Regions from separate parts of the Homo sapiens genome. Here all the other regions are linked to region 1. Evidence: chromatin loops called from intact Hi-C (ENCODE). Cell type or tissue: CD14-positive monocyte. All regions are shown on one strand.

Region 1 (2,500 bases):
GATGTTGGGGAGAGGAAGGAAAAACTAACAAACAGGGGGATTTGACCAACACATATGCCAGGCACTGACCTAGGCTCTGTGAGCTCAGCAGTGAACCAAACAGATACAGCCACTGTGTTCATGAAGCTCAGAATCTCATGGGAAGGCAGGCACTTAGTCAATAAGTACGAAGCCAAAGCATGCACAAGCATGTGATGTGTTGCAGAGGAAAGGCTGCAGTGCTTTGGATGGAAAGAGTGGAGAAGCTCACTGACACTGTGGTGGTAGTCAGGGAAGGCTTCCCAGAGGAGGTGAGGCAGTCACAGAGACCTGTCAGAGGAGTGGGGGTGGGGGCAGGGCTGGCACTGAGGTTGGACCCAAAGGTTACAGGAAAGCTGGAAAGAAGATCATGACAAAGGTTCTGTTTTACTTCCTTTGTTGTGAAGTGAACTTCCTCAAAAAGCACCTTGAAAAAAAGAAAATGGTTTCAGGAGCTGTTATTTTTTGCCTCCTTGGCCTCAAAACTGAGCTGAACGGAGGAAGTTTAATGTGAAACTTTTGATGCACTGTGCGTTAATTAATTAATTAACGCACAGTGCATCGAATGTCAAAGGAATTTAATGGAGAAGCAAAGGCGCCCTTGAATGGACACCAAGCCTTTTGTTCTGCTCATGAAGCATGCCCACTTGCAGAAGCCCTCAGGGATTTAGGAACCTGCCTTCTGTCCCATTAGATGCTATTAGGGTGAATCCGAAGGATGTGAGAGTGAGTGGGCTAAGTAGCTAAGCTATTTAGAGTGAGTGAGTTAAATAGCTAAGCAGTACTCCATTGCCATTCTCTTCCCTCTCTACTCACACCCCTGCCTGGGCTTCTCACAGCTCTGAGAAGCTCTGGAGTACTCCTTTTCCTCCTCACTTGAGACTATCTCAAGAAATCATGGTGTAGAGACACTAGCAGCGTAATCTGTGGACTCTTACATTGTCTTGGTGTTTTTTTCCTTATTAATTCCATGGCCACAGTTTTCTCACCTGTAGCATGGCGGATGATACTGCCTTCTTCATAAGATTAGTCCTTTGAATTTTTTAGAATTTGCATTTCATAGATGCAACAACAGGACCCAAAAATTTAAGTGATTTGTGCAAAGTTACACAGCTAGTAACAGCAATCAGAAATGGAGCTCAGGTCTTCTGTTTCTAAATCCAGTGTTCTTTCCACCAGCAAAGCTTCCCAGCCATGGCATATCGATGGGTCCTCAGTATCCAAAATGTCAGTGTCCTGGGATGACCAGGTAAGGCCTGGGGCTGCAAGGAAAAAGGTTGAGAGGCCCAGAATATAGGACCCTGTAGTTAAAAAAAAATTTGGATGTGCTAATGTTGCTATCACATCATTGAGCATAGGTTTAATTTTTTTATTATTATTTTTGTTTCAGGTTATTTGTTGGAAGCAGAATTATCTACTAGAATTGGCCTAGGAGTGTCACAGCTAGTAGTGTGTGTTAAATGGCACAGCTGTGGTATCATTAGAGCTCTACTTCCCTTCCTGCTGGGCAGCTCAGCGTCATGTGTTCCTGATCTCAGCCCTAGACTCCTGGGGTCACTGTCTAGTCATACTGTCTTTCTTAGTGTCAGAGTCAGCTTATGACACAGTCTCAAGGAGTCACTGCCACCTCTCTTATTTCCATGTCCCCAATTTCAAATTTATTTTATTTTATTTTATTTTTATTTATTTATTTTGAGATGGAGTCTCACTCTTGTTGCCCAGGAAGGAGTGCAATGGCATGACTTCGGCTCACTGCGACCTCTGCCTCCCGGATTCAAGCAATTCTCCTGCCTCGGCCTCCCGAGTAGTTGTAGTTGGGATTACAGGCATGCATCACCACACCTGGCTAATTTTGTATTTTCAGTAGAAACGAAGTTTCACCATGTTGGTGAGACAGATCTCGAACTCCAGACCTCAGGTGATCCACCCGCCTCGGCCTCCCAAAGTGCTGGGATTACAGGCGTGAGCCACCGCGCCCGGCCCCAATTTCAAATTTATCAGAAAGAGCTGCTTAGCTTTCAGTGTCCTAGCATGGACCCTGTTACATATAATGGTCTTTAGGCCACACTCCTTTTAGTTAGAAAACATGAGTGAGTGAGTTGGTATATTCTTCTTCTTCTTCTTTTTTTTTTTTTTTTTTTTGCTTATTCACTGTTAATTCCTCTTAAAAAATCAAAGGGTAGGAGAACTTTAAGCATTTCGAAAGAGACAGCTAATCAATACACATTATTCTCCAAACATTCTAGCAAATTCAAGGAAATTATAAAGTGCCTCCTAAAGACCTCTTCAGATATCTGTGTGCCTGCCCTTCAGAGAGAAAGTTTCCTCTTGGCACATAAAGAAGTCAAATTAGGCCCAGAAGAGACTATCCTTGTTGGAGTGTGAATGTCAAAGAAACTATCTTCAGTAAAAGAGCTTTCTCTCTCAGCATGCTCTGGAGAGAAGAATAACTTTGGTTATTGGTGATGCCTGTGAAATGCGT
Region 2 (2,500 bases), 140 kb before region 1:
CTGGAATCTCTCTGCCTCAACAATGTACACTAGAGTATTGAAAACAATTATGATTTATCTTGCCAGAAGATACTTTTCTTTTCCCACCTTGATAACCCTTGGTGTTAAAGTGAGAGACAATATGGTATAGTGGAGAGTGTTTTAGACTCAGATTTGCATTTAGGCTTCATAAGAGTGGGAAATCATTCCTTTTTCATACAGCTAGTATGATAATTAAGTCAGTTAACACCTATGGTAGCTTTTTTTTTTAAGTACTAGCAATATAAGCCATTATTATTTCTTAGGCTGATGCAACAAATAATCCAGAAATATCTGACTCTAGTCTTTCTTGATGTAGTTAAATATTTATTTTGTTTTCCATGGTGTTTGCCCTTTAAGCAATAACAATAAAAGAAAAAGAGATAATTATCTTTAAGAGAAATTAGCATCCAAAACGCCTCAGCTACTATATCTTTTGTCACTTAGCTAGTGCATGGCTTACAGTGGATGTTCAATACATGTTGAGCATCCACTGTTGAATGAGGAATGAATGGAATAGATTTATCCCACCCTTAAGATAGAAGGATAGTCATGGTGACTTTTTAGCAGAGAGAACCACAATTCGCTGACCACTCTTAAAAAGCATCTGTGAAGCCGTGATCAACTAGGGCTAGGGCTCTCCATACACTGTGTATGATATATGTTATTAGGTTTCAGATTGGCTTGTATTAGTTCTAACCAATCGGTACATTTTAATTAATGAAGTTTAACATTTGTTGAGTACTTTGTAGTTCATGAAGCACTTTCGTGTCAATATGTCCTAGAATATTATGGAGTCTTACTGATCCTATATAACATAGATGAGGAAATAAAATTTAAAGAAATTAAGTAACTTGTTTAAGGTAACATAGAAAGCGAGAAGCAGAATCTTGCTGTGAACTCAGGTCATCTGGGTCCAAGCTCAGGGCACCATGACCTGAGACTCCTGCCCTGGCCGCTGCTACTGTGGTGCTTAAGCGTTTTGCCTCTGAGTTTCTGCAGTGCCTAGGATGAGATACTGGGAGGCAATTTGGTTTTGGAGGTGCGGAGGGGGAAGCTGGCTGTTCCACAGTTGCTTGCTGAGCCATCTGCTCTCTCTTCCTCTTCAGAAATGATGCATTTGTTACTGTGGGCTGCTTTTGCTGAATACTTGGATTATGTCACTTTCTCTGTTTGTCACATGTGGGGCATTTGGTGACATGCAACTCAGCCTACATTGGTTTTCCTACGTAATGTGATGGGTACAGGCACATTTGCTTTCATTTCAATGTCTGAACAATTTTAATGCCATTTAGACAAGAGTCACATGTCTGTGCAACAATAGAAGACTTCTCACTTTCAACTTCCTTTTTTTGTACAGTGCTAATAGAAATTGGGGGGAAAATTACATACACACATGTGCACACACATACGACACAAACAAACCAAAGGATCCTATCGATTAAGTTGGACACTGGTCAACTGTGTCATGGAGTTTTGTACTAGTAGCAGTACTTGTGTGTGCAGGTTTATCTGTTACAATTTAGTATCCAAATCTGTTCATGTTTAGTAATAATTATTAACAATTATCCTGGAATAATTTGTAAGTGAACCGGTGGTTGCAAGGCTTATGTGTGGGTGGGAGAATTAATTTTTATCTCTGTGGGAATATTTGGTAAGATGATTAGGAAGCAACAGACTTAGGTTAGTGCTGCTGCTGATTTGCTTTATGGCCTTGGGGAAGTGATTTCACCTCTTTAGGCCCAGTTATTCTGTCTATAAAATGATGAGTACAAAAGGTCTCTGATAATTCCAGCTCTGTGGATCTATAATTAATTGACCTTGTAATATATAGGAATTAGAGAAGACATACATGGGGTATATTTTCTGAGAATAGAGAAATGGCTTCAAACATTCTGTTTTTTTCTTTGTGAGTAGAAAGAAGAATTATAGGAGAGGTGTCAGGTTGCGCAGATATCTCTGAGCGTGGCTAGGGTATGGAGCTTATTGTTTAGATATAATGTCTATATAAGCAACATTTTGTCAAACAAAAGACTGAAAAATTCTTTTTTTTTCATTCATTTTCATTTCTGAGAATGTTGAGTGCCTTCATGGTTTATTAGGGTATTTAGAATCCCACAAAACTTGATGGGTGGTAACTTATCTCAAGTTGGATTTATTAAGTTCTTCGCTGTTCAAATATATAGTGAGTGCTTACTATGCACCAACCACTGTACTTGATGCTGGAGGTTCAAGGGTGAATTTAATTCATTATTTGACCTCAAGGGATTCCTAATCTGATGACAAAGGCAGGTCTGTAAACAGTACAAGTGCAATAACAAGAAGAATGTACAAATTAACATGGTTGGCAAGGAAGAAGGAGGAAGCAACCTGCTGGGAAAGACTGATGAAGAAAAGATAACACAAAGTAGATCTTAAATGATGGGAAGATTATTTCCAGGTGGAAGTAGTATACGAAGGACAGGCTAAGCCAAAGGAACAA
Region 3 (2,500 bases), 82 kb after region 1:
GTTTCTGATGTTAATTTGTTTTTTAGCAATACTATTTCCAACATCCAAATGGTATTGGAAATCCCAGCTTGAGTTTGACAGATAACTTATAAAACAAGAAAAAAAAAGATTCAATCTTTCCACTCCAGGTCTAACAGGTCCCCAGATTCCATCTATTCCAACTCCTAAATGTTTATTTTGTCTTTATACTGCTGCCTCGCTCCACCTGCACTGCTTTAATTCAGCGTTCAATTATCTGTTCACTGGTCTTCCCTCCTCTGATTTGGTTTGAACAAGAGGATCCTTCATACTATCTTCCAGGTGCCAGAAAACAAAATGGTACCCAGAAGCCTTATGGCTGAGGGAAGGGCAGGAATGTTGGAGAAGAAGCAAGGCAGAGGGTGGAATTGAATAGGGGCTTTGGGAAAGCTTGATGAAGGTCTCCTATGCTTGCTCTGGGATTCTTAGGCCCAAGATATAGTTGTGAGTAAACTGGATTGTTCTCAATGCCATTGGTATTTCTCTATGTTCATTTCTTCAGTGTGTTAGTAAAGCCTTTTAGAAAGTATTGGCCCATTTCAAGTATGTTCAAGAGAAACAGGGCCATATGTGCTGGTGGCCACAGAAATCAAAAGCAGAGAACTTCAAGGAGGACAGGAGACTTGGAAGGGTAGAACTAAAGCTCAAAGATGCAGCCCAGTCAGCTCCTAGCATCCAACCACCCTTCACAATTTTCTCCCAAGTCACTGCTTTTCTGTCTGACCCAAAGAGGATTCTACCCCGTGTGTATTAAGGGAGTGATTTTCTTTGTGTTTGTATCCTCACATTTTTCTCTGCCAGAGAGTTGGTGATAGTGAATGGTCACCTGGGAGGATAAAGGTGACAATTTTAGGCCAGCTTAGTTCTTTGTAAAAGGTCTCTAAGAGCCTTTCACCTCTCTGAAAGTGCCTTTTATCAAGACTCCAGATAGGATAGCCTCCAGTGAGAGATTTCCCATCGATTACACACTTGTCAGGGGAAGCACAGGGCCAGCTTAGAGATTTCCATCTTAAACTTTCAAAGGAAGCTGCTTGCTAAAGGTTCTGGAGCTGGAGGAGCCACTAAAAATCAAACAAGTAAGCAGAAACCAAGTTTGACTTTTGGCCCTAGGGGTTGGAGAGATGGAGATGAAAGCTGACAGGCTCCTGCGTGACAGGGCCTCTGTGGAGCCCAAGAGGGTGACTCACAAATCTGAGTGGCACTTCCTCTCCGTGAGTCATCCTGTGAGCAAAGCCTGAACACCCCTGCCCAGCCCCTCAGTGTGAACTCTCCTGGCCTGCTGACCCGGATATTTGCAGGCAGGCCCTGCTACCCTCAACACAGGACACATCCTTGAGGGGTACAGCCTCACTCTCAAAGACAACCAAGGCCTCAGCCCAGCAGATACTTGCTATGGCTAAAAAAGCAGGGGACATTTTATCATAGGGGGGCCATGGGGATGAGCTCTGTTCCTAGGTTATCTTGTAGTCCTGGATCTGCTGTTGACAAACTGAGTGAACTTGAACTTCAGTACGTCACTTAGTCTTAGTGTTTGGGGGCCAGAGTTTCCCAAACTATAAAATAAAAAGAGTACATTGTTTTGTGGAAGAGAGGATATGTACACAGCCATGATGTTAGACATTGACAATAATTTGTGGGGAGTGCAGATCAAGCGTAGGTTAATAACACAGAGAGGAAGTGATATTTGAACCGGGTCTTGAAAGAACAAAGAATTTTCCATTCAGGCAAGAGAGAAGAATATTTCATGCTAGGCAATATATTCCTAAAGCACTGAAGGCAGAAGAGGCAGGGGAGAGATAACGAAGCCAGTATGTGGGAGGAGCAGTGGATTCAAGAGCATGAGAGAGGGAGAGAAGCATAGAGGTGTTTTAGATGCAGGATCAGTAGGTGATGTCCACTGTAGGAACGCACTTCCCGCATTCTACAGAGGATGGCCTGCTGGCTCCTGGGTTGGGTGACTGGGCACCTGATGATTTAATTAAATAAAACACCCAAAGCAGAAGGGGGGTGGGAAATGATGAATCGAATTTCTGACCTATTGAAATGGAAGCATCCATGTTCAACCAACTGACGTGTCCATGAGCTGAATAAACCAGTCTCATGCCCAGAGGAGTGCTTGAAGCTAGAAACACAGATCTGGTGTCATCAGCTGACATTGCTCTAGATCGTTTCGAAGTTCTTTTTTAATTCAAAGTCAAAGGATTTGTGATTCTAAATTTTGTAAAAGGAAAAATTCAAAAATAAATCTTTTTTTCTTCTCATTCTAATGAGACACTTAGTATGTTATCCCCTGCTTCTCTTTCAGTAATGTTTATGTGTCACCATAGGGTGTTTGCAGGATTTATGCTACCAAATTTTGTTTTATTGAGTTTCTGTTGGCTATTCATAGTGGTATTTTAGTCAACATAGAATGGCCTCAGCCCAGAGAATTAAACAGTAGACTGACATCAATGAATCCTTAAAAAAGGCTTTGGAAAAGACT

What was found. A loop is a pair of places that touch in the nucleus more often than their neighbours do. Peaks named below come from ENCODE experiments on the same cell type or tissue, not always from the same donor. Only the 100,000 strongest peaks of a DNase experiment are listed, where the experiment ranks them.
Region 2: it touches region 1 in a loop (2.2-fold over the local background); 1 of 110 quality-filtered maps calls a loop at or near these places.
Region 3: it touches region 1 in a loop (3-fold over the local background); 1 of 110 quality-filtered maps calls a loop at or near these places.

Annotation. Positions count from the first base shown.
Region 1 is chr9:99,514,334-99,516,833 of GRCh38, reverse strand. No RefSeq gene overlaps it. Among named protein-coding and RNA genes, the nearest start is that of NAMA, 140 kb to the right of the region's middle. RefSeq lists an enhancer at 500-559. In CD14-positive monocyte, no CTCF peak of the experiment used is centred here; DNase peaks (open chromatin) are centred at 393 and 1,553; H3K27ac peaks cover 387 bases.
Region 2 is chr9:99,659,105-99,661,604 of GRCh38, reverse strand. The region is part of intron 3 of LOC101928438 (a long non-coding RNA gene); the gene reads left to right. Among named protein-coding and RNA genes, the nearest start is that of NR4A3, 160 kb to the left of the region's middle. In CD14-positive monocyte, no CTCF peak of the experiment used is centred here; a DNase peak (open chromatin) is centred at 1,214; H3K4me3 peaks cover 797 bases; H3K27ac peaks cover 1,598 bases.
Region 3 is chr9:99,432,474-99,434,973 of GRCh38, reverse strand. The region is part of intron 2 of LOC107987011 (a long non-coding RNA gene); the gene reads left to right. Among named protein-coding and RNA genes, the nearest start is that of NAMA, 58 kb to the right of the region's middle. RefSeq lists enhancers at 1,110-1,189, 1,200-1,319, 628-1,827. In CD14-positive monocyte, no CTCF peak of the experiment used is centred here; a DNase peak (open chromatin) is centred at 1,213; H3K27ac peaks cover 1,636 bases.